2 separate regions of the Homo sapiens genome follow, and region 2 is linked to region 1. The links are chromatin loops, found by intact Hi-C in ENCODE. Cell type or tissue: CD4-positive, alpha-beta T cell. All regions are shown on one strand. Each heading gives the region's core, and the rest is flanking DNA. Links, peaks and the distances in the headings are about the cores only.

Region 1 (12,141 bases), core at 1,365-9,364:
AATTAATCTACAAAGTAATGATTCAGTCTTCCATCAGAGTGGCCACGGCAGCTGCAGAGATGGGAACTCTTTGTTCTCATTAAATTATCTTGTTAGGTCATTCCAGAACTCTCTCTGTGTGGTATTCTAAGGGCTTTCAGAGGGTCTTTCTGGGTCAGTTATTGAAGCTCTTTATGAGGCATCTGGACAATATATGGCAACTACATAGGACAAGGGTCAGCAAACTTCTGTAAAGGACCAGATAGTGAATATTTTCAGCCATACAGTCTCTGTTGCAAGTAGTCAGTTCTATTGTTGTAGCATGAAAACAGCCATAGACAGTATATGCAATATGAGTGTGGCTGTGCTCCAGTAAAACTTGACTTACAAAAACAGGCTGTGGGCTACAGTATTGTACTTTACCAATACTTGACATAGAAGAGGGGCATTAATGTGCCTGGAATGTGCCTTCCTAGTGAGACTTCATGAGGGGATTGTGGTATATAGGTTAAGGGTATGAACTAGCCCAACTGGGTTTAAATCCTGGTGCCGGCACTTATTAGCTGTGTAACCTTAGGCAAGCTACTTAACCTCGCTGTGCCTCAGTGTCCTCATGCTTCACATAAGGATAATTATAGTACCTCTGTCACAGGGTTATTATGAGGAATGAATAAATTAATATTTTTAAAGTATTTAGAACAGTACCTGGCACACAGTAAGTACAGTAAATAAAATGTGTTTAATAAATAATCTGAAAAATATGAATTTGATTACATAAAATAAAATTACTTTATTTAAAGATTGTGTCTCCTGCTAGGCACGGTGCCTCACGCCTATAATCCCAGCACTTCGGGAGGCCAAGGCTGGTGGATCACTTGAGCCCAGGAGTTCGAGACCAGCCTAGGCAACATGGCAAAAACCCTCTCTACAGAAAAATAGCTGGGCATGGTGGTGTGCACCTGTGGTCCCAGCTACTTGGGAGGCTGAGGTGGGAGGGTCGCTTGAGCCCAGGATGTGGAGGCTGCAGTGAGCTGAGATCATGCCACTGCACTCCAGCCTGGGCAACAGAGCAAGACCCTGCCAAGAGAAAAAAAAGACTGTGTCTTTTCACATTCCACCAATATACTGATAGCATCTGTCTCTCTGCATTCTCAATAGCATCAAATATTATTACAGTGGGGGAAAAACCTTTGATAATCTTGTTGGCAAAAATGCGTATTTTTTTGATTACTAGTGAGTTTATTTATTTATTTTTTTATTTTTCGAGATGGAGTCTTGCAGTGTCTCCCAGGTTGGATTGCAGTGGCGCAATCTCAGCTCACTGCAACCTCCATCTCCCGGGTTCAAGCGATTCTCCTGCCTCAGCCTTCTGAGTAGCTGGGACCACAGGCGCGTGCCACCACACCCGGCTAATTTTGTATTTTTAGTAGAGACAGGGTTTCACTGTGTTGGCCAGGCTGGTCTTGAACTCCTGACCTCATGATCCTCCCGCCTTGGCCTCCCAAAGTGCTGGGATTACAGGTGTGAGCCACTGCGACTGGCCAGTGAGTTTAAATATTTAATGAGTCTTGGCACTTTTTCCTTATTGAGCTCTATGAGCTTTTTCTGTAGAAGATATTAACTGTTGGAGCTTCATGTTCTCAGGTACCCTATCTTGAGTCTATAGTGAACCTTTTGAAGTTGAAAAGAGTATTTTTGCCTCAATTATAAAATCTGTATTGTTCCATAATCTTAATTAAGCTGATAAAACTTGTTTGTGCATCTTTGTGCTCATGTGGCAATAGATGGGGTTAGGGCTTGGTTTCAGTTTGCCTAGGGTTAAAGGAGGTTCACATCCTTTGTGTTACTGTCCAGTTTCCCCGCATGCAGTCAGGTTAGCTCTGTGAGGAGTGCCTGGTCATCTGTAATTCAGACATTAAGGAAGTACCTGGTGTGTGCTAGAAACAGAATGCAGAGTTCAGGCCAGGGTGAGGATTTCTGCCCTCAGGAAGATCACAGCCTTTTGACAAAAGAGGAGGCACCATTTGCCTAGTGGAAATCAGCTTCAACAAAAAAATCACCTGCTTTTCTCTACAAGTCCCCGGAAGAGATCAGTAGATAAAATCCAAATCCCACACCTGTCCTCCAGAGAGATGATTATTGTTAGTTACTGAGAAGGGAAATGGATGAAAGGCATATGTGGCACAGGGGTCACCGCAGGATGCAGAGGTCTTAGGGGGTGTGCCGTGAAAGGCCAGCTCTCTGTCAGAGGCTCTGCTCCTTTGTCGGAGCACGTGCCCTCAAGTCAGCTCCACTGCAGTGTGCGCTGGAACCTGAGAAGTTGCTGAGTAGCCGAGGAGTGGCTCCAAGGAGCCTGGAAAGCAGTCCTCCTTTGAGGACCATTCAAGGTGGAGTGTGACGTTTTGTCGATTCTTGAAAGGGAATTGGGAGGAAAGAGGAGGAATAAAGGGATGGGTGTAGGGCTGTGTGTACAGCATTTTATGTGTTTTCTGATTTATCTTCACAACTTTGAGACAAACTGTCACCCCCAGTTCACAGATGATGAAACAGATTCAGAGTGACAGAAGGACCAAGAGAGTATTCAAGATTGAACCCAAATCTGTCTCTCCCAAAGCCATGCTCTTCCAGGTCACACCTGTGCCTTGATCTGTCTTTATGTCAGGATCTGTGCAGTGGGGCATCTGGGTTTGAATGTTTTTTTAAGTACTATGATTGTTGGATAAATTGTCATATGAGATAGAAATAAGGCCATGCTGCAAATTTTGAAAATGTACAGCTTGATAAATGGGGGCAAACATGATCCAGGGTAAGAAGGGGCAATTTGGTGACTTCACAAAAGATACCATTTAATGAAAATTTACTAGTTTTTTGTTTTTCTGTCTCCCAAAACAGGACACTCCTGGGTTTATTGTGAACCGCCTCCTGGTTCCATACCTCATGGAAGCAATCAGGCTGTATGAACGAGGTATCCTTCTGACCCAGGCCAGGAGCAGCAGACCTCAGCTCCTGGCGCCACTGTCTGGAATTCTCAGTGTCTCTAGGAGGGGTCGGGCCGTGCACAATGGAGGAAGCAGTGTCTGTTTTCTAGCTTTGTGAGCTCAGCTGCACCCTGAGCCCTGGTACCTTTTTCACTGTTTTCCCAGGGCCTCCTGGCTTCCCTGTGGGCCTCTGAGAAAGGTTTCTGGAACTCCCACCACCCCCACTACAGTCCCAGCCAGAGCAATTGCATGGCCGGCCCAGATTGATATCCTGGATCTCTGCTTTTGATTAAAAGGTTTACTGCTTTTAAAAATAATCATAATGTAAAAATCACTAGGCTAGGAGATCTTGAAAGTTCCTTAAGGTTCTAAAACTTGTGACTGACAGGTGATTAGAAATATGTGACAAGGCCGATATGTGGTAAGGACAGTTTTTAGTAGTCTGTCCTTACTGAGTGATGTCATGATGTACTTTTTGTAACCTTAAGAATGGTGTAAACAGTTTTCCTCAGTACTTGATTGACAAAGAATGCTTTTCTCTGCTGTAGAAATATCAGATTTGGGACAGGGTCCAGGCCTCTAAATTGATCTGCATTCTCCTGCCTGCTTTCCCTCCCTGGTTTCTGGAAAGGTAGCTCTCATGTCTGCTTCAAAGGCAAACAAGCCTTAATAGGACTGGATAAAAAGCAAGTGTAATTGTTTTCAATTACTTCATTCATAAATGCTCACTCCTGAGAGTGTCATTTTTTAAACAAAACATTTACACCAGCTCTTCCAGAGAGATGAAAGCACATTTGCTTCCTCAAAATCTGCTTTAAATATTAAAACTTTTCTCTATGGTTTATGGAAGCAATTGCCTCACTTTTGCTCCAAGATCAAACCAACAGTTCTGGTTTATCTATCAACAAATATGCCTAATTACACCTCAAAGAAAGCACAGAGCATTTTACCCTACCTTGAAAGGCAGTTGTATGTCTTTTTTTTTTTTTTAACAAAATGTAATGTTTTAGAATGTAGCATGTGAGAGATCCACCTTTTAATGGTGTTTTCCTCACTGTCCATTTGATGCATTCTCCAATGCACCAAGTATCAGATGGTAAGTTGAAAGCCCTCTTCTTGTCTGTGGTCCCTTTCTGCATAGGTGCATGCCCTTTAGCCCTCACCATCCCTGGCCGCCTGTGGGCTGAAGCTGGAAGAGCAGGACCTGGCCTCAGGACATGCTCTTAGCTTGCTCTGGGCATGGGCTTCAACAGCCTATCATTGCTGGTCCCTCTGCTTCTTTTTCCACCACCTTCTCAGAATCTGCTTCTGAAGTTGCTGGGTGTCCTGCCTGGGGTGGGTGCTGCTTCCCTACTGCACACTACAGTCACACCCTAGGCCTCTTACCATGTCCCCCCGCCCACCACCTGCTCCCTCCTCTCAGCCAACACAGAGGAGTGCTCAGAGCATGCCCACCGTGCCATCTCCGTTCATACAGTTCCACCTTGAAGCTTCAAGCATCTGGAGGCTCCTTCTCGTCTGCCACATCTGTTCATCACTTTTGATTCCTTCCTGTCATGCCTGTTCCACCTCTTCATCCCACCTTTTCCCCATCCCAGTCAGGCTGCCTTCATGAGGTTCCTTAGGTAGCAGAGTAATTCACGCTACTCATGTCTTTTCCTGACTGGTCCCCGCTACTGCACTTACTGAGAAAGTATCATATTGTCCAGGAAGTTGAGACACCGCCTACTGCATCTGCCCACACACCCCCTGCACAGCCTCGGCAGGAGCTCTGTGACTGTTTCTGAACTCATGCAAGGAGAAATTTTCTGTACCCCACTGTTGATACACCTGGGGTTCCAGGCACATGGTTTGGCCAATGCTGCCTTGAGTGGTGCAGGCTCTCTGGAAGGATGTGTGTGCTGTTGTAGGTCAGGCCTCCTGGATGACCGGGCCTCTGCCACTAACACTTCTTGCCAGTCCCCATGGGATCTCGTGGAGGCTCACGCCCTTTTGCTCTGCTGTTTGTCCACTCATTTTGGCTTCCATGTTGGGCCTTCTTTCCCAGTATCCCAGCTCCGTCCTCACTCTTCCTATTGCTCTTGTTCGTTCACACTGTGACTGAGGCCTGATGCATGCCCCAGTCACTGTCACTCCTGTGAGTCAGAGGGACAGAGGCTGGATAGGCTGTGTCTGACAGTGGACTGCTGCCCTTGCCAGGCACCCACTCCTAATGGCCAGTGTGGGCAGGATGGTGGGGCCAAATGGTCAGCTCTTCTCAGGAGGGCTCTGCTGGCAACAGGCCTGGGAGCACCATGAGCCTGCCCCCCAGTCACCATGTGACATCTTGCTCACATTGTCGCCCCTGCTCAAGACAGGCTCAGTGGTTCTCTGGTTTCCTGCCATCTACAAGCTCTGCCAGAGAGCCTTCCTTCTGGCCAACCTCTGCCCCTGCTGTTATCACCGCCAACTACTCCTGCCATTCCCACGTTGCCCCACCTGAGTGTCTGCAGAGCTCCCAGCTGGACATCATCTCTGTCATCACAACTCTTCTTGCTTTGGCTCTCCCTTGGGTCACTTGTCACTGTCTTCCCTGTGGCATGGCAGGTGTTTTCTTTCCCTTACTATACTCTCTTTTCTGGGGCACTCTGGCTCCTCCTCATCTTCATATGTCCCAAGGTGCTGTGTAGGGCGGGCACATAGGCAGCTGCTGATGAGTAAAAATGCTGTTTCTGAGTTGTTGCTAAGTGCCTCTGTTGTTCATGCTAAGAATGGTTGGCAGGTGGTGCTGCTGAGCCAGACAAAGAAGCAGATGTTGGGCAAGTCCCAGCCCCTCAGCTGTGCTGATCTGGAGTTCACTGAGGAAGCTTTCCTTTGCTGTCTTGTCTGGAGTTAGGGGCTCTTAACTGGAGGGAGGTAGGAGAGGGTGTCCAATGAACCTCCTAAAGTTGACGCAGAATTTGGGTTATATGTGCATTTTTTATGGAAAGGGTGTCTGATTGTCAGAAGTACTTGATTCTAAAGAAGTTTAAGAATTATTAGTTTAAAACATGATTCCACATCTAACTGTCACTTGGCACACCAATCTCTGTATTTTGTTTCTCTGTTTCTGAAAGTTTGCCTCTTTTGCTCTGCATTATTGAGAACACGATCTTTAGAGTTGGGCTGACTTTGTAGAGTTATTTAGATATTTTTCTATCATGTGCTGTATCTTCATATTATTTCTTGAAATAAAACAGTCCTCAAGTGAGTCTCTGAATATGGAATTACAGCGTTGCTTCTAGGGTTAATTGTCCTGTCCTTGAATATAGATTTCATTAAATGGCTTTAGCTGAGTTGCAACCATTATGCTGTCAGATTTCTGTCCCAGGGAGACTGCCAGTAACAAATGAACCAGTACATAAGCATGTTAGGTTGTGATGAGTAATTGTGGAGAAGAAGATAGTAAGGGGTGGCAAGAGTCTTGTCCTAGTGTCCTGGCCTTTTCTTTAGTGCAGGGAGTTGCTTTTTTTATATATGCAGGGAGGAGAAGAGGCTGTCAGAAGTATGACACCTGAGCAGAGGCCTGGAGGAAGTGAGAGACTGAGCTCCGAAGCTGTCTGAGGGCAGCACCTAGGCACAGGGAGCATATCCCAAGCCTGAGGAGCCTGTGAGGCCGGCACTTCCAGCATTCCAGGGCTCTACCAGCACAGAAGCTGCGGGGCTTCCTAATGAAATCCTCTGAGTAGAACCCACTTTTAAGCTTCATAGCCACACCCCAAATATGCTGTGTTCCTTCCCATTCCTGCCTCTGCATGTGCTGTTCTCTCTACCTAGAATGCCCTTCCTGGTCTGCTCATCTCAGGATTATCTTCACCTTCCAGGACCCAGGCATGGGGGTGGTTTTGGTGAAGCCCTGGCAGTGTGAGTAAATCTCTCCATCTTTACTCACACAGAGCTGTGTGAGTCATGAATCTTCAGGTCTTATTATGTTGAAGTTTTTGGCTTACACATCTGAGTTCTCCCATTATGTCATGAGTACCTTGAGTGCTTGTCTGGTTTATCTTTGTCTCATTCTACATCTCTGGTGCCTGCTACATAATGAATAGAAGTTGAATGAATGAATGAATGAATGACGCTGCCTATATGATTATTTTTGTTTCTTTGCTTTCTTATGGCCTAACACTCAAATCATGATTTCTCAGGCGTCTCTAATCCTAATTAGTGTAGTTATTAGTAATGTCAACCATAATAAATAATTGTGGTGTATTTTAGTCACCTTAAAATGCCTTGAAATCCTTTGGAATTACTTTAGTAATTTATTTGCTTTTAAAAATATATCTTCTTTATCGATGTTTAAGTAGTTTCTCTCTGAGTGTCTTAACATTTTTCCCTCTTTTCTTTAGCTTTGATCTGATTGACTTCTTAATGCTTTGGAACAAAATTCTAGATAGCCACCTGTTGCAGACTATTCTACTTTTCTGATTTCAAAGAAAGGGAACAGATTGTTCTCCATAAAGGCCTCTTGGGGCCAAAGGACATAGTAAATTTCCAAGGGAAAAGCACATTGATCCTTGTCGTAGTCTACTCAACAGACTTCCAAACGTGTGGTGATTCTAACTCGGGTTTGGGCTTTTCTTTAAAAGGTATCTTGACTAAAAGGTTTGTGTGAAATGTGATGCCAGGGGAATACTCCTTACTTGTAAAACCCAAAAAACTGGGGGAAAGAATACATACAATAACTATACATACAAAAGCAGAAAGCTTAGTTTTCTTTTTAAGAAAGTTTATTTATAAATCAAAAATATGCTGTAGCATTAAATTATACTTTAATAAATGATTCCAGAGTTGGAAAATCCCAATGTATTTGAAAGTAGCTGAAGTTTCAGGCATGGAGACTTCTGTCTCCATGAACAGGGTATCAGTACTCCAAAATTCACCTCAGTGGTGCGTAGCTTTGAAAATCTTGGGCCACACACTGTGGCTTACACCTGTAATCTTAGCACTTTGGGAAGCTGAGACGGGAGGATCACTTGAGGTTGGGAGTTTGAGCCCAGACTGGCCAAATGGTGAAACCCTATCTCTACTAAAAATATAAATATTAGCCTTGTGTGGGGGCGCACACCTGTAGTCTCAGCCACTAGGGAGGCTGAGGCAGGAGAATCACTTGAACCCAGGAGGCGGAGGTTGCAGCGAGCCAAGATTGTGCCATTGCACTTCAGCTTGGGTGACAGAGCAAGACTCTGTCTCAAAAAAAACAAAGTCTTATGACCTCTTTGGCATGTACTTTAGAGAGGAAATCTTACCCAAGCCAGAAAGTCTCAGTCTAGGCATTTTTTTTATTGTGCAAGCATATAAAATTCTAGTAATTCTGGGGCTAATCCTGTGATAGGGAGAATTCAAGGAAAGGTGGTGGTGACCCAGTGCTGCCGTTTTCTCCTTAGGTGACGCATCCAAAGAAGACATTGACACTGCTATGAAATTAGGAGCCGGTTACCCCATGGGCCCATTTGAGCTTCTAGATTATGTCGGACTGGATACTACGAAGTTCATCGTGGATGGTAGGAATTGGAATTTTTTGTTGTCTTTAATTGAGGTAGTTTTTCTGAACTGTAAATTATAATGCCTTTTTAAAAAAAGTTAGCAGGGGTCTTAATAAAGACCTTCCAAAATCCTGCCTCACCAGGTTGAGAATTCATGAACAGATGTCAGGAGAAGGAAGAATGTGACTGTCTAGTGTCTCTTTAACAGGGTGACCTTGAAGAAAAAAAAACCTTTATGGATTCACAGGAAGTTACAAATATAGCACAGACAGGTCTTGTGTGTGTGCCCTTCACCCAGTTTCCACCAGTGGTTATATAGCCATAGTACAATATTAAATCCCAGGAAATTGACACTGGTACACTGTGTTATCACATCAATAGATTTGTGTAACCTCCATTGCAAGCAAGATACACATCCATTTTAAAAAATATATCCATTGTAATGTAAAAGCTCTGAAGACAGGGTAAAAATAATAATTAAAACTGGACTACTGAAGTTGAATGTAGCTATCTGTTCCCAAGTTTCACAGAATGCTAGTTGAAGAATTAAATTTTGAATCTTATGTGGATGCAAAATACCAATGGCAGGAATGCAGATTTTTTAACGTGTATTCTGAAAGTTAACTGTGCCAGTGATGAATCCAACCAGCAAATTAATGGCTTCTGTCAGTGTACTTGGGCCTTTGGCCGTAGTGATTTCTGAGAAGACACTGGATAAGCAGGAGGACCATAGTAGGGCCAGGCTTCAGGCAGCACAGGTGGGTGGCAGTGCAGCAGCTTTGGGGCTGATGTGGCTGCACCAGCACAGCCTTCCTTGGTGCCTCTGCAGTGGTGGCCGGAGGGGCGCCATGCCTGGGGGGCTCTCCCACATCAGAGGCAGGCCTCCAGACTTGTCCTTGGAAATGCCAAGATGTAAAAATAAACCCAGCACTTCATCCTGAGTTCTCTTCCCTCCGCTCAATAGGGTGGCATGAAATGGATGCAGAGAACCCATTACATCAGCCCAGCCCATCCTTAAATAAGCTGGTAGCAGAGAACAAGTTCGGCAAGAAGACTGGAGAAGGATTTTACAAATACAAGTGATGTGCAGCTTCTCCGGCTCTGAGAAGAACACCTGAGAGCGCTTTCCAGCCAGTGCCCCGAGTGCCTGTGGGAATGCTCTTTGGTCAGACATTCCCTCACACAGTACAGTTTAATAAATGTGCATTTTGATTGTAATCTATCGAAGTGATTATTACACCAGTTACAGCAGTAATAGATTCTCCATTAAGAAATAATTCCCTTTTTTAGTCTGTTCATTTCTGTGTATTTTCTAAACAGCTTTACACCCTTGGTGCCTTGGAGCAAACATGTTTTTTGAACCTTGTCATTTTTGTGAAGAATTGCCTAGATTCCTTCTCTCATCAACGGGAAAGTACTTCCTCTGAGAGTGCGAGTGCACCATGCTCACTGTTGCTGCGTGGGAGAGTCACAAGCCACTGGCAAGCAAGTGGTATAGTCTGTGAAGCACTGCAGCGAGCAGCACCTGGATCTTGCCTTTATAAGAACATTTTACTACCTGCAGCTTTGAGTCTTGCCCTACATTTTGGGCATGACATAAGATGTGTCTTTATTCAGCTCGTCGTGAAGATGCTGCTGCTGAATGGGTCAGCATATCTCTGTTTGCATGGTTTGCAGGAGGTCGGTTTTCATGGTCATTCAGTTCCACAGATCTGAATGATTACTGTCTGTCTGTGTCTTTTTTCCATGAGAAATCACTGTTGCAAATTGCCTATAAATTGACTCTACTAAAATAACAATGTTTCAGTCTGAAAATTTGAATTGAAAAAAATGTATAATATAAAATTGTAATACACTCAAATGATTATAAAAGTAAAAGTTGGTAATTTAGGCAGAAGCTATTTCTCCTCTTCTTTGACCTGCTGTTAATTTTTAAAGTGGGAGTGACGGGGAGGGAATGGCAGGACAAGGCATTTGTGTAAAACCTGCCTGGGGCCGTCGCTGCCAGATTTCTTACCAGGAAAGCAGTAATAAGGGCACAGAGAACAATTTTTAAGGAACATCTGTTTCTTCTTTGCCAACAAAGTGAAGTAGTGTAACGTAAGCTTCTTTTAATCATTGGCTTAAGAAAGTGTCTTCCAAGATAGAATTTTGGAGTTGGAAAGACATCAGAAATCCTGAGGTCCAATAGCCTCATTAGCAGAAAGCTTAAGGGATGTGCCCAAAGTCACTAGATATTTTGTCACATAGCCTAGACTAGAACTAGGTTTTGATAAAATTAAGTACAAAATAGCCCATTTGAAAATCTCCGATCCAAAATTTCAGACAGGACTCTCCCTAAAATGGGCATCCTTGTTTGGTGTTCTGGGTCATAGGTCTAATAGTCAAGAGATTTTTTTTCTTCATTTTATGACTGATAAAAGGGAGCTTATTAATTTTAAAAATTTTGAATCTATAACATAGTGGGAAAATAAATACATCGGTGCATTTGTACCGCACATAGAACCTGGGTAGGACACTTTTAGGTTATTCTTATAAAATGCTGCCTAACGAACCAAAGGAAGCACCTGTGAGGCCACCCGCATTTCCATCGCTAAAGGTTACCCTTGTGGTCTGACAGCTCCCTGCTCTCTCAGGCTGGCTCTTGACCTTTGGCATGAGCCCTGGGCCTAAGTGGGGGCTTCACTTCCTTACTGTCTCACCAGAGTCCCCATAGGATGCAGGCCCTTGTCCTGGAAATGGCAGGGTTCTTTCTTGACCACTGAATTCCAGGAAAGATGTAACTCAGCAATGCAACTATCAGACTGCCGGGATGAGAAGGTAGGGGCTGCAGCAGTCTTTCTGGCTGGCATTTTAAAATACACTTTAAGCCTACCAAATAGTCAAAAGGCCTAGCCTCTCAATATCCTTTTATCGTTTTCAAAAAATATTTTCCATGCACCGTGTTTGGGACCAGGAAGGAATTTTGAACATCCTTCCTTTAGACATGGGAGGTGAGGGAGTAGCTTTTTCTTTCCCAACTCCATGTCTCTGCGTTCTCAGGTGAACGTAGCTGCTTGCCACGGAGAGCTCTTGGGGCGGGGGGAGGGAAGGTCATGTCAGTCAGGTTCTCTGCTTCCAAATATAGGCCCGCTGCTGCTGTTTGCTTCAGTCTGTGGTTAAGAACTGAGCCTCAGTGAGAGCCCCAGGTGCCTTGCATCATCCTCCACTGTGTTTTGGCAGCACTTGTTCAAGAGGGAGGGTGGGTCCTGGCAGTGCTGCTGGGCCTGGTGTCACTGCTCTTGGTTCTCCTCACCTCCCCAAACTTGCCTCCTAACCGTCATGAATCTTTTATGACACTTGAAAGTAAAGACCAAGTTTTAGGTCAAGAGGATACTTTTTTTTTTTTTTGAGATGGAGTCTTGCTCTGTCGCCCAGTCTGGAGTGCAGTGTTACAATCTTGGCTCACTGCAACCTCCACCTGCCAGGTTCAAGCAATTCTCCTGCCTCAGCCTCCCGAATAGGTGGGACTACAGGCGTGTGCCATCATGCCTGGCTAATTTTTTATAGTTTTAATAGAGACGGGGTTTCACCATTGCTGGCCAGTTTGGTCTTGAACTCCTGACCTCATGATTTGCCTGCCTCAGCCTCCCAAAGTGCTGGGATTACAGGCGTGAGCCACCGTACTTGGCCACTTTTTTTCC
Region 2 (12,141 bases), core at 2,548-10,547, 310 kb after region 1:
AGCTGTGCCAGGCAGGTGTGAAGCAGTGAGGTTCCTTGTGGAGCCACAGCCAGTGTCAGAGGGTTGCTACACACTGATTCCCATAACTCCTATATTGGGAACTTAAGTGACCTTTTGAACCTGACAATTCTGGACAATATTACTTGTAAAGACAATGGACACCAATCATGAGGAGGGAGTATAAAGTGGTGGCTAGAGTCTAAGAGGGCATAGTTTGACTCTTGGCTTCTCCACTCACCAGGAAACCTGGGCTAGATCACTCTCAACAACTCGGTTTCTTCATCTATAAAATGGGAATAACAATTGTATTTTCTCCCTTAAATTGTTTTGAGGAATATGGGAGGCTGTGCATGTTCAGGACTAAGTCTAGACCATAAATCCTTGATATACAACATTGCTAGCTACTGCTTGCAGCTCCATGGCAGTTAAGAAGAGCTTGGGACATTACCTGAACCACAGGCTGACTCACTCATAGCTCCACTGTCTGAAAAAGCAATGGACAACATTCCAGAAGCAGAAATGAGGCAATGACATCCAGTCATATCCATCTGCCAAGAGACTCTTTTGGAAAGTCCTACATTTCAGGCATAAGCAAAATCTAGAAAATAATATAATGAACACTCATAGATGTGTCACAGAACTTTGACAAATTTTAATGTTTTGCAGGGTTTATTCTGATGGTAGGAAATAAACCGCTCAGAATTGTGTTGAGTTACTCAGTGCCTCTCCTTGAGCCCATTCTTCTTCTTACCTTCCCCCTTCTGCCCCAAGATAATTACTGTCCTGAATTTGAGTTTTAACAATTCTCGACATGTTTTTTTGAAATTCAAATATGGTATAGCTATGATAATAGCTATAAATATTCATAAACAATACTGAGTTTTGTTTTATACAATTTGGTTTTTATATAAGTGGTATTATATTTAACATATAAGTCCACCATTGGCTTTTTCTCTTAATATTATGTTTTTATATTTAGTCATATTTATACATTTTTATAAACAAAGAGACATAGATTTGTACTGCAGTTTGAATGTCCATTTCATGAATTAATTTTTCCGTTCTCTCATTGGTAGACATTTAGACTATTTCTACTTTTTTCTACTTAAATAGTACCCCAGTAAACACATACCTGTGTGTGTTCTTCTGTGTATAGGTAAGTGCTTGTCTACATTTATACTGTTTGGCTCAGATCCTATTCCCTTAGAGATAATTCAGTATAAATATATATGAGTAGAATTGCTGGTCCTTAGGGACATATATCTTCCCCATTATTAGATGTTACCAAATTGCTTTTAACACCAGCAGAATATGAGAATTTAAGGGAAACATTTAAAGGGAGGGGAATATATTAAATGATGTTTACTCACCCAACTTTCTTTGAGTTTCCAGGAGCTGATTTAGGAGGCAATGCTGCTGCTTTCTTATCAGTAGCTATGGAGTGCAGGTTACTTTTTTCCTCCCAATGTTAATTATCCCCTCTGTACACTTCTGTGGTCTTGTATATCCTGCTGTTGATAATAGAATGTGCCTGGAGAAAACCAGACCCTTGACTTGGGTCAAAAGGTTAGGAAACAAATCGTCTCCTGTAGTCCTTAAATACCTTTCTTCCTGAAGAGCCCCACTAAAAGTGAAGCTCCTTAGAAATGAAACAACCAAACTGAAAACGGTTCATTAAAGAATTTCAGGTCTCTCCATTGACTCTCCTTTTGTAATAGGGCACATACACAGAAGGGAGTGGGTAGAGAGACGTAGCTGGACAACAGCATCCTGGACAGGATCTTTCAGCCCCAACCAGAATGGAGTTTGTGATTGTGCTGGAGGAAATACAGTTCACATTTTCAAGAAACCTGATGAGTCAAGTTAAGATTTAAAAGATGCTTGAATGTCTTTTAATAAAATACCAGTCCAGGAATGATTTCACATAATCACACTAGTAAGAAAGCAAATAATTTTATTTTAGTCCTGTGTAAAGTTAATCACAGGAATAGAAAATTAGCAACAGAAAAACAGAGATAGCCAATTGTTTTCAATTCTTTTGGGAGGGGGCATTTCCCTGTGTATATGATAAAGAGTAAATATACGTGTATGTGCTACATGCCGACAATTCCAAAGCCAAATAAAATTATTTTTGTATTACTTGCTATTTTAAATCATGAATGTCATTACTTCCCTTCATTATTATGTCTAATTGTAAGTTGACTGTACCAGGAAATGAACTACAGTTAATTTAACAGTCAACTAGTGACCAAACTGGAGCTATAAAGAGCAGATTGTTGGCATTAATTAGAGGCTTCTGTTTGGCTTTTAGATTCTTATCTATTTGACCTTGTGTCTTCTATAATCTGGCTGAAGGTTTTCTGGGTCAGCTGAGAGCTTCTGAGTCACAGCACTTGGAACTCTGCAGTAGCTTGGTTTCACTGCAGAAATGAACTAACATCAGGATGATAATGCAAAGAATCCCTAACTTTGCCCACAGGTTTTCTCAGCCAGATCCTGAATAAGAAGGAAACTTCTCATGTCGTTCTTTCCCTACTACAAAGCATCTCTCTGTTTAAACAGGTTTTTAAGAAACAGCCGGAATTTGAACACAGATTCTGGGTGCAAAGTTCCCCTGTTACCCCCTACACTATCTCTCACATGAATAGCTGATGCTTTGTTATATGAAGTGCCAGACACTGTGCTAAGAGCTCATGAATTACCTTTCTCAACCCTTGTAAGTATTTTATAATTTAGATACTATTATTATATAAATACGCCAAAATGTAATGACTCAAACTGGATAGAAGTCTGCTTTTCTCATAAGTCTCGTAAATATATGCCTCTGCTCCATCCAGGGACCCAGGATGCTGGGGTGGTTCCTCAGCATGTGTCTTCCATAATTGTTGCAGTTGTTACCATCTATAGGCAGGAGAAAGGGGAAAGAGAGCATGAGGAGTGCACCCCCAGGATCCCTGTGTCCTGACCTAATTCCCATTCCTACTCCCTTAGAGATAATTCAGTCATGGCTGCACCCGGCTGTAAGAGAGACAAGGAAATACAGTCTGGTAGAGCAGGCATGTACTCAGCCATTATTCTACTACTGTGAGAGAAAGGATTTCAGTGCTGGCACTGGTCGTTTATTTATAGACATTCAGGCTTCTTTGAAATCTTATCTAAACCCATTAGGTCTCTGGGCAACTTTCAGTCTCCACCAGTTATCATCTATATTTTACTAATGAGGTAAATTCAATTTAGCAAGTTTGAAAAACTAGCCCAATGTCACATACTTAGTAGAGGCAATGGGATTCAAACCCAGGCAATGTGAGGCTAAAAACTGAGCATTTAAATGCCATCTACACTGATCCTCTGAATAATTAATTCATTGGTGAGTCACTTTTCTCTAAATGGATATTTGTTGTGGGATTCTACTTAACTCTGCTGGAAGATTGCGGTAATCAGAAATTTTCCATTATAGTAACGGTGGAGATGAGTCCTGGCGTTCCACATTGTCTGAGTTCAGGAGGCTAAAAGCCTACAGTGATTATCATGTCTTTGGAAGTGAGGTTTCTGTGGTACAGGTAAAAACCTCAGGATTTTCGTGGTTAGAAGATATTAAGTGACAAAGGAAGGTATTACTTTAAGTCATCTCTAATTAGGTGCTTTGGTTTAACACACCCAGTCAAGGATATTTTGAGCTGAAGCTTAAAAAAACCCAAGCTGCCTCTTTATAAGTCACCATTAATGCGTAGATGAAAGGTATTTTGAACTTGGGGAACTATTGTCCATCAGCTCAACTATGTAGCTCATAATATGACATACAATTAGTGATTTTATTTACATTTCTATTAAGAGTGTTTTTTAGAGGAGGGGCAGTTTGGGTGTTACAAAGAGAGAAACAGGAAAAATTTATATGAAAGGTGAATATTAACTGTATCTAAATAAATGCTATTAATTAATTTTTAGCTCCAAAAATGAATGCTAATTTGTGTAACTCAATAGACGTGTAACCAAAACAAATAATTACCCTCCTTAATTTGAGCAAGGGCTGCTCTTCCTTAAATACCAGTGATCTGAAATCTGATTTTTCTCAGTGTGAACACTTGGGCAAGTTACTTAATCCCTTTAACCTCCTTCATCTGTACAATGGAGACACAAACATTTTTTACTTATAGATTTGCTATGAGAATTAAATGGGATAGTTCACGGAACAACATTAGTATAGTACATGATAAGCAATGAGTAAATGTTGGGGATTATGGCAACTGTCTTCATAGCACATTTGAATTGCTGGTGGAGGTAGGGGTGTGGATAACAAATTCTGTAAGATTGTGAAAACACAGTAATGTGGAGGGAAGGCTTATCCTCATTTAACAAATTCATTCAAAGGGTTAATCCAGAACTTTGCTAATGCCGGCTGTCAAAATCTTGTGATGAACTAAAGATTTCAGTTAATGTCTTTTTTAATCTTCCCAGGCAAAAATAATCATCACTTTCCTTTCTGCGACTTCTTTGCTCTTTCTCCATTCTTCTATCCTTCTACTTAGCACCTTGTGTCACAGGTATTTGTTTGCCTGTTTAGACTCTGCAAACTTCCCTGGTGACCAAGTGACATGTGGAACCCTCCAAGACAGGGACCATATTTCCTGTCTCCCTGCACAGTGCCTGGCATAAAGCAGGGTCTCCATAAATGTTTCTTTAACGAGTGCCTAAATGGCCTGGTGGAGGTTGCTGGCACACTGGAAGAGGAGCCTGGAAGTATGATGTTATATTTTTCTAGTCTGCTAATAATCAAACCTTTTCACACTCAGTTTCTTCATCTGAGAAATATTCCATCCAGTGTGCTTCCCTTGCAGAGATGCTGTGATAATTAATGAACTCATTGGAAAGGAACGATATTCTCTATCCCTTTGAAGTTTGGTTTTACAAGAAGATCTTTATATACAAGGCTGTAAAAATTCTGTTCTCCTTCCTGCCCTTTTTTTCCTCAAGCCCAAAGGTCCAGGAGAGATTATCTGCCTGTGAAACTTCCATTTCATAAATGCCAGTCTCCCCTGTAGTATAACCTGCAGTGTACTCAGCTGGTCAATCCAAGCCCTGAGGCCTTCTCTTTTCACAAATCAATCTGTAAGCCTGCAGACTGGAAGCCCCTGATAGCTTGAGAGCTGCCAACAAATGGGCTAGGGAAAGCCGTGGTTTATTCACAGATGCTCTTGACCTTCTGTGTTCTTTTCGAGGTTGCCCACATCTTCACTGAAGAAACCACTCGAGATGGCTTGGCAGGAGCCACGCTCTGTGCCAGGTGTTGGGCCTGGGTAGTGCACAGACAGGTGAGTTGTTACATTAGAGAGCCATAAGTCCAACGCAAAGAGGTGTGTGGGGGGTAGGTACAGATCAGGAGGTAGCTCAGGCAAGATGAACCTGGGGTACAGTTAAGAGGATTGGAAGCCATGTCAGGCAAGGAGATGGTACCTGGGCCAGGTGTGAGGGATGAAAAGGATAGATTAGCTTTGTGAACTTGCATTTAGCCTCACCGAGCCTCCATTTCCTCATCTGTAAAATAGGTATAATAACAACAAGGGGGTTAAAAAATAGATAAATAAAATGATTTTGTAAATTATAAAATGCTTTATAAATATCAATTATTATTTGTATCTTCTAGTTGTCTTCCATAAGCTAAGCAGCCGAAGACATGGCATTTAAGACCAGCCAAAGCTGAGCTGACATCAGTGCTACCAACATTATGCTCTTCCCTGGGTGTGGTGCACCGAGCCCTCCACAAGGTGAGGATCAGGTACTGGGGTGGGGAGTGGTAAGAAGGCAGGGGATGGAAGACTTTGGTACAGTCCTTTCATGCTGGCAGCAACCACCCACGGTAGTGTACAGTGGCATACAAACTGGGATGCAAAAGAAAGAATGCACTAAGTTTTAGGTAACTGCTAGTATCCATAAAATAACATAATTTAGAGAGCAACAAGATGCTTTTCTACATGTTTGATTGCGACCCCACCTGAGTTGAATTTCCATAAACTGTTTCATCTCTGCACTCATAAATTTAGGAACGTTACTCATTCCAGTACCAAAAATTCTAGCCTCTTGACCCTCCAGCCGCCTTTCAACTTTATCTAGTAATCATTCACTTGTCAATAGCTTCAACTGCTTTGTCTTTTTTTTTTTTTTTTTTTGAGAGTTTCTCTCTGTCACCCAGGCTAGAGTGCAGTGTCATGATATCAGCTCACCACAACCTCCGCCTTCCGGGTTCAAGCAATTCTCCTGCCTCAGCCTCCCAAGTAGCTGTATCTACAGGTGCCCGCCACCATGCCCAACGAATTTTTTTTTTTTTGTATTTTTAGTAGAGATTGGGGTTTCATCATGTTGGCCAGGCTGGTCTTAAACTCCTGACCTCAAGTGATCTGCCCGCCTCGGCCTTCCAAAGTGCTGGATTACAGGTGTGAGCCACTGCACCTGGCCCATCCATTGTCTTGTCAAATCATTTGCCTTTAAACACCCCACCCCAGATCAGTCCAGGCTTAAACTCAGTCTTCCGAGTGTTGTTAGGGAAAATCATGCAACTGTGAGATTAGCACTGCTACAAATTCAGGATTTCTAACCTCAGCAGCTATCTGATGTTCTTCTATAATGGGACAATATTTTAAAATATTATTGGATGTATTTTTCCTTTCTGGTCATTCCTCCTGCCACCCATTGAAGCCAAGAGCACCCCTTACTTCAGGGGGAAGGCAGTAGTAGCCAGCCAAGAACAAAGGAGTCAGTGTTGAGCTTCTGACTTCCAAAACAGGCCTCTGAAACTCATTTCAGGGAAAATAGATGTGAAAGCCAAGATTTTCATTTGCAAGATCCAGGCTTTGTTGAGAGAGGAGAGGATTTGTGGGTTCTAAGGAAATAAAATAGAAAACTAGAGCATAGTTTATAGTGATAACCATAGAGTGGGGAGGATGGATGATGAGCTGTGATGTATGGCGGTTTCCTGTCAAACCAGAGGGTAACAAGGCAAAGCAAAACAAAACAGAAACTCTTGCTGGGCTGGAGGACTGTAACTTGATGCGAGAGGCATAGGAACACCAGGACATTGAGAGGTGACTGCGGGTTGAAAACCTTACTGAAGTTGGGTACAAGTGAGGAGGCAGCATGGAGATCTCCTGGAAAGATCTGGGAATCCTGGAACTGAAAGAATTGTGTAATCCTTTTCAACTGGGACTCTGAAATAAGGCTGTTCCTTACAATGTTCCTGGTAACATGGAGTGACCACAGTCAAGAAAACAAAAGAAAAAAATGCCATGTTTAGGTAGAGGGAAGCTCTGATATGGGCTGTGTCCTCCCTAAATCCCTCCACTTGGCATAGAAGATCTCCAGATGTCCCACGTGCCCCTGCAGGGAAGATGGCGTGCAGAGGGACTCTGGGATGTAGAGAACACTCTTTGCCAATGCTCTTGTGTCCCTCGTGAGGACTCCTCCTCCTCTTTCTGTTCTTCCAATGCTGATGCTTTCTCCACACCAGCACTCTTCTGGCCTTACATGTAGCTCATATTTTACATGGATCATCCTCAAATTTGTGTCTTTGAGTCTAAAGAACAGATGCTGCTTCATACTTTTACCTCTAGAGCTTGGCTCATAATTGAATTTCAGAGTATATTTATCAGGTGAATGAATTAACTTTTGTGCATCCTGCACGGAATTGAAATCTTCCAGCATCTTTGCCACTTTAAGATGATATAGTGCCATATCTTTGGCCGGCAAATAAATATTTACAGGATACTTCCAAGTGGAATCTTAGTGCTTTGTTGAGATATTGACCCCTATAGGTAGTAAGTTTCATATTTTATTTTATTATTTATTTATTTGTTTGTTTTTGAGATGGAGTCTTGCTGTGTCACCCATGCTGGAGTGCAGTGGTACCATCTCAGCTCACTGCAACCTCCACCTCCCGGGTTCAAATGATTCTCTTGCCTCAGCCTCCTGAGTAGCTGGGACTACAGGCACGTGCCACCACACCCAGCTAATATTTTGTACTTTTAGTAGAGACGGGGTTTCACCATGTTGGCCAGGCCAGTCTTGAACTCCTGACCTCAAGTGATCCACCCACCTTGGCCTCCCAAAGTGCTGGGATTACAGGAGTGAACCCCCGTGCCCGGCCAGTTCCATATTTTAGATAATTAGTATATTTGCCACTTGGCAGAGAAAATTTAGAAATGAACAATCTAATACTTTGGAGTAATACAATGTAACCCAAAGGTCACTTAGCCTAAAGCCTCCACCCTGCGATAGCAGGTTTCTAAGCCCTTCCTCAAAGTGTCCATAGGTTGCTTGCAGAAATCCCTAGATGGATGCGTTACTTGTGTCCATGAATCAGACTGTCTGCTACTGTCATCATATGGTACCCACTCCACTCTTCTCTTGCTTTGGTTCCAAACTGTGATGTCTGCTGGCCATGAAGCCACTTTGAAAAATGTTGCTTCTGCCCATTATGTGAACAGTAATGCCCATGAAAAAAGCCGTGAAGCTTTCCGTCTTTGGCATATTAAAGTAATACTAGCTTCTATGCAGAAGCTGAGAAAATAACTTTCTCCATAATTTTGGGCCACATTTTATCACATAGCTCCTAAGCTCATGGTCTCATAGTTCTGTAAGCTTCTGTTTATCCCCTTTCATAAAAAAGAACTTCATGGAAAAAAGTTGGGAAACGAATACTGCACCATTCCCTTCAAACTCCTCTGGGAAAGCCCTCACCAAAACTCCTCTCTTTTTCCAGTTACCAGTCAACAGCAGCCACAAAACTCCAATGCATATTAACAGAAGCAAAAAATAAGTTTAATGGACCAGGGGAGAGAAGGAAGAAAGGATATTGTCTTCACTAGCAGAATTTAGGTAGCAGTTCTTCCTACCCAAAATGCTGTTTCAAAATACCTTGTATATGATGAAATATAGCATCATGACTGCTGGAAAAGGAGTTTATTCTTTCCCTAGTAAACATGGGGAAATGGGAGCCAAAAGAGTGAAGAAGATAAACTGATTAGTAATGACATCTTAAAAGATGCTTTTGTCTTTTAAAACAATATAAAGAATGCAGATCAGAAGGACTCCTGGACATTAATCCACTGAAGGTCTACCTGAAGAACTTCCCACTCCTGCTGTACCTTGTACGCTGATTTCTATCACCCCTCGGGAGTTTTGCCACTGACTTCACCTTTATTTTCCCATCATAGTGTGCTGTGTCCCTCAGACTTAAGATAGCCTGTTTGTCTTCTGAATAGAGACTTGTCTATGTTGAGCCATACAGCTGCCTCCTCCTTCTGCTTGACACAGACCTCCACCAGCTGGACTCAAACTTCAATCACCCCCGAACCAGACCTATCCCTGAAAAACTCTCCTATTCTTGTACTTGGATCCAGTAACTCCCAGTCTTATACTAAGATCCAGAATAATTCCTTTGGATTATAGTTTTAAACACTGATGCTCAAAAGAAAATAGAATCCTGGGCTGAGCATGATGGCTCATACATGTAATCCTAGCAGTTTGAGAGGCTGAGGTGAGAGGATCGCTGGGGGCCAGGAGTTTGAGTCCAGCCTGGGCAACATAGTGAGACTCCATCTCCACAGAAAATTCAAAAATTAGTTGGGCATAATGGCATGTGTCCATAGTTCTAGCTACTTACGAGTCTGAGGCAGGAGGATCACTTGAGCTCAGGGCTTTGAAGTTACAATGAGCTATGATCAGGCCACTGCACTCCAACTTAGGTGACAGAATGAGGTCCTGTGTCTAACAAAAAACAAATGAAAATAGCATTCTGAAGATGGATGGTGGTGATGGTTGCACAACACTGAGCTGTACACTTTAAAATGGTTAAAATGTTGTGTGTGTGTGTGTGTATGCGTGTATAATGGCAATGATTAAAATAGGTTCATTCTTTTGATTTGGGAAGTTTAAAATTAAAATTGTGAACATTTACATACTTTCAATGAATTTTTTCCCATAACTGTGTAAGTGATAAGGAAAGAGAAAGAGAAATAGAAAATAGAAAAGTTTTTGTAAAATTCTTCAAAAATATTAAATGAATTGGGTCAAATTTACATCAAGTACTTTTGCAGTGTGTGCTTGGATATGCATAGACAGCTTCTATTTTTCTCATTGTGGGTTTGAGTATTTCTTTCCCTGGTGGAGGTCTATTGCCTCTCAAGAGAGAGAAAAGTTGTGGAAACAAAACAAGGCTTTGTGTATCTTTCACAAGGGCTGGTTTGTTTTAGAAGGAATTTCAAGGAAGTTGGGAACCTTAAAACTGTGTTTTGTTTCATAGTAAGTTTTCTCCTATCACTGAGGTCCCACTTTTAGCAAATGCATATATAATTCTTATTAATGTTGATGAATCTATGAGAAAAGGAGAATTTCAGATTATTTAGAAAAATCACAGGGTCCACATGATTCTCAGCTTATTCAAAGGCCTTGTTTCCAGTAGGCCAAATACAAATTCTTCATTTACCACAAACCCCAAAATGTGGGAAGAAGATAGCTGAGTCAACAGGAAATAAAGGAGACAACTCTCAAACTCTGTGTAGAGAATTAAAATGCTACTGTTCCCACATACAGACATAGACAAGCCCTTGCTTTTAGGAACTAAGGAGTGCCTTGCTTATGACCAGCTTGGGCAGAGCACAAAGACACCATGGGGCTCACTATTAAAGAAGTTTACTTTTAGTGAAAGAAGAGTATTAAATGTTACTGCAGCATACTAAGTGCACCAACTTCTTTGAATTAAGAACACCACTGTTTGGTGTACAGCTTTGTCTTTTCAGAGATAAGAATTCCATTCAAACTAATGATAATCTCACCTACCAATCAAATAAATAGCCTAACGTTAAAGCTATATCCAAGGCACCAGAAGCCCTTTAACGGCAGCTCACTTATCATACCCATGTCTCTGTGAAGGGTTACAGAATTATTATTCTTATAGATTCAGACACCAAACCACAGAAGTTAAATGATTGACCCAAGATCAGCAAAGTTGGCTTCTCACAGGGCAAAGCAGAGTTGTTATAATTTTTTAAGAGATTTGAACCCATGCCTATGTCATTCCAGTAGACCTTTTTATGGATAATTTAATTCCCAATTTTGGGAATTAAATTCCATCACTGTTCCAGCAAGGTACTTTTCTGAATCAGACTCTTCTTTTGCTGAGACCCTGCCTGATGCATTTCAGACAGTTTTGCAAGATGGCAAGGACTCCCGCTTCCCCACCATGACTCACTGGATGTATGCAGCATTCATCCTTTCTTTCTTTAGCTTAACTTTTTAAAATCATGACAACCTTTTAGTAACCTAATATGAACTATAACACCTCATCAACAAAGTGTTTGACAGTGTAATCAAGAAGCATAGTGACTTCAGGCAAGGAAGAAGTATAAGACAAGGTGAATGCTAAAGAAAAATGACATTGGCCCAGGAATGGTGGCTCACGCTTGTGATCCCAGCACTTTGGGAGGCTGAGGCAGGAGGATCACAAGGTCAAGAGATCGAGACCATCCTGGCCAATATGGTGAAACCTTGTTTCTACTAAAAATACAAAAATTTGCTGGGTGTGGTGGTGCACGCCTGTGGTCCCAGATACTCGGGAGGCTGATGTAGGAGAATAGCTTGAACTCAGGAGGTGGAGGTTGCAGTGAGCTGAGATCACGCCACTGCACTCCAGCCTGGTGACAGAGTAAGACTTCGTCTCAAAAAAAAAAAAAAAAAAAGAAAAAGAGAAGAAAAATGACATTCATGCTATGTGTTATTACAGTAATGTTCTTAGCTGTGAGATGCGCACAAAGAGAAAAATCCTAGCTAGTAATCCATCAACAAACGTGTTAAGAAAACAGCACATTGTAGTTGGATAACCTGCCTCATGACTGCACTTAAACCAATTAATAAGAAGCAGAATCAGTTTAAGGACATTTTTTTCAAACCCATGTATTGAATTGTTTAAGGGGGAATACCCTAGAATGTCATTCAATGATATGGTAAGAGTTATGCTCCTGAAAAAATCTAGTACCTCGAAAGCTTGATTAGAAGCTATGTATGTTAGGTCTGTTGGACTCTAATATTTATCTCTTCCTGGACTCTAATATTTATCTCTTCATTCAACAATTATTCATTAAGCTCCTACAATAT

Evidence for each region. Hi-C counts contacts between places; a loop is a spot of excess contacts. Peaks named below come from ENCODE experiments on the same cell type or tissue, not always from the same donor. Only the 100,000 strongest peaks of a DNase experiment are listed, where the experiment ranks them.
Region 2: a loop joins it to region 1, with 2.2 times the contacts of the local background. A loop is called at or near these places in 7 of 110 quality-filtered maps.

What each region holds. Positions count from the first base shown.
Region 1 is chr4:108,024,817-108,036,957 of GRCh38, forward strand. HADH (hydroxyacyl-CoA dehydrogenase) reads left to right here. Exons shown (of 8, transcript NM_005327.7): 6 at 2,872-2,944; 7 at 8,360-8,476; 8 at 9,423-10,355. The coding sequence ends at 9,541. Among named protein-coding and RNA genes, the nearest start is that of HADH, 41 kb to the left of the region's middle. In CD4-positive, alpha-beta T cell, for the core only: a CTCF peak has its summit at 5,722; DNase peaks (open chromatin) are centred at 4,685, 5,285 and 5,715.
Region 2 is chr4:108,335,796-108,347,936 of GRCh38, forward strand. No RefSeq gene overlaps it. Among named protein-coding and RNA genes, the nearest start is that of LEF1, 170 kb to the left of the region's middle. RefSeq lists an enhancer at 1-82. In CD4-positive, alpha-beta T cell, for the core only: no CTCF peak of the experiment used is centred there; a DNase peak (open chromatin) is centred at 6,986; H3K4me3 peaks cover 292 bases; H3K27ac peaks cover 875 bases.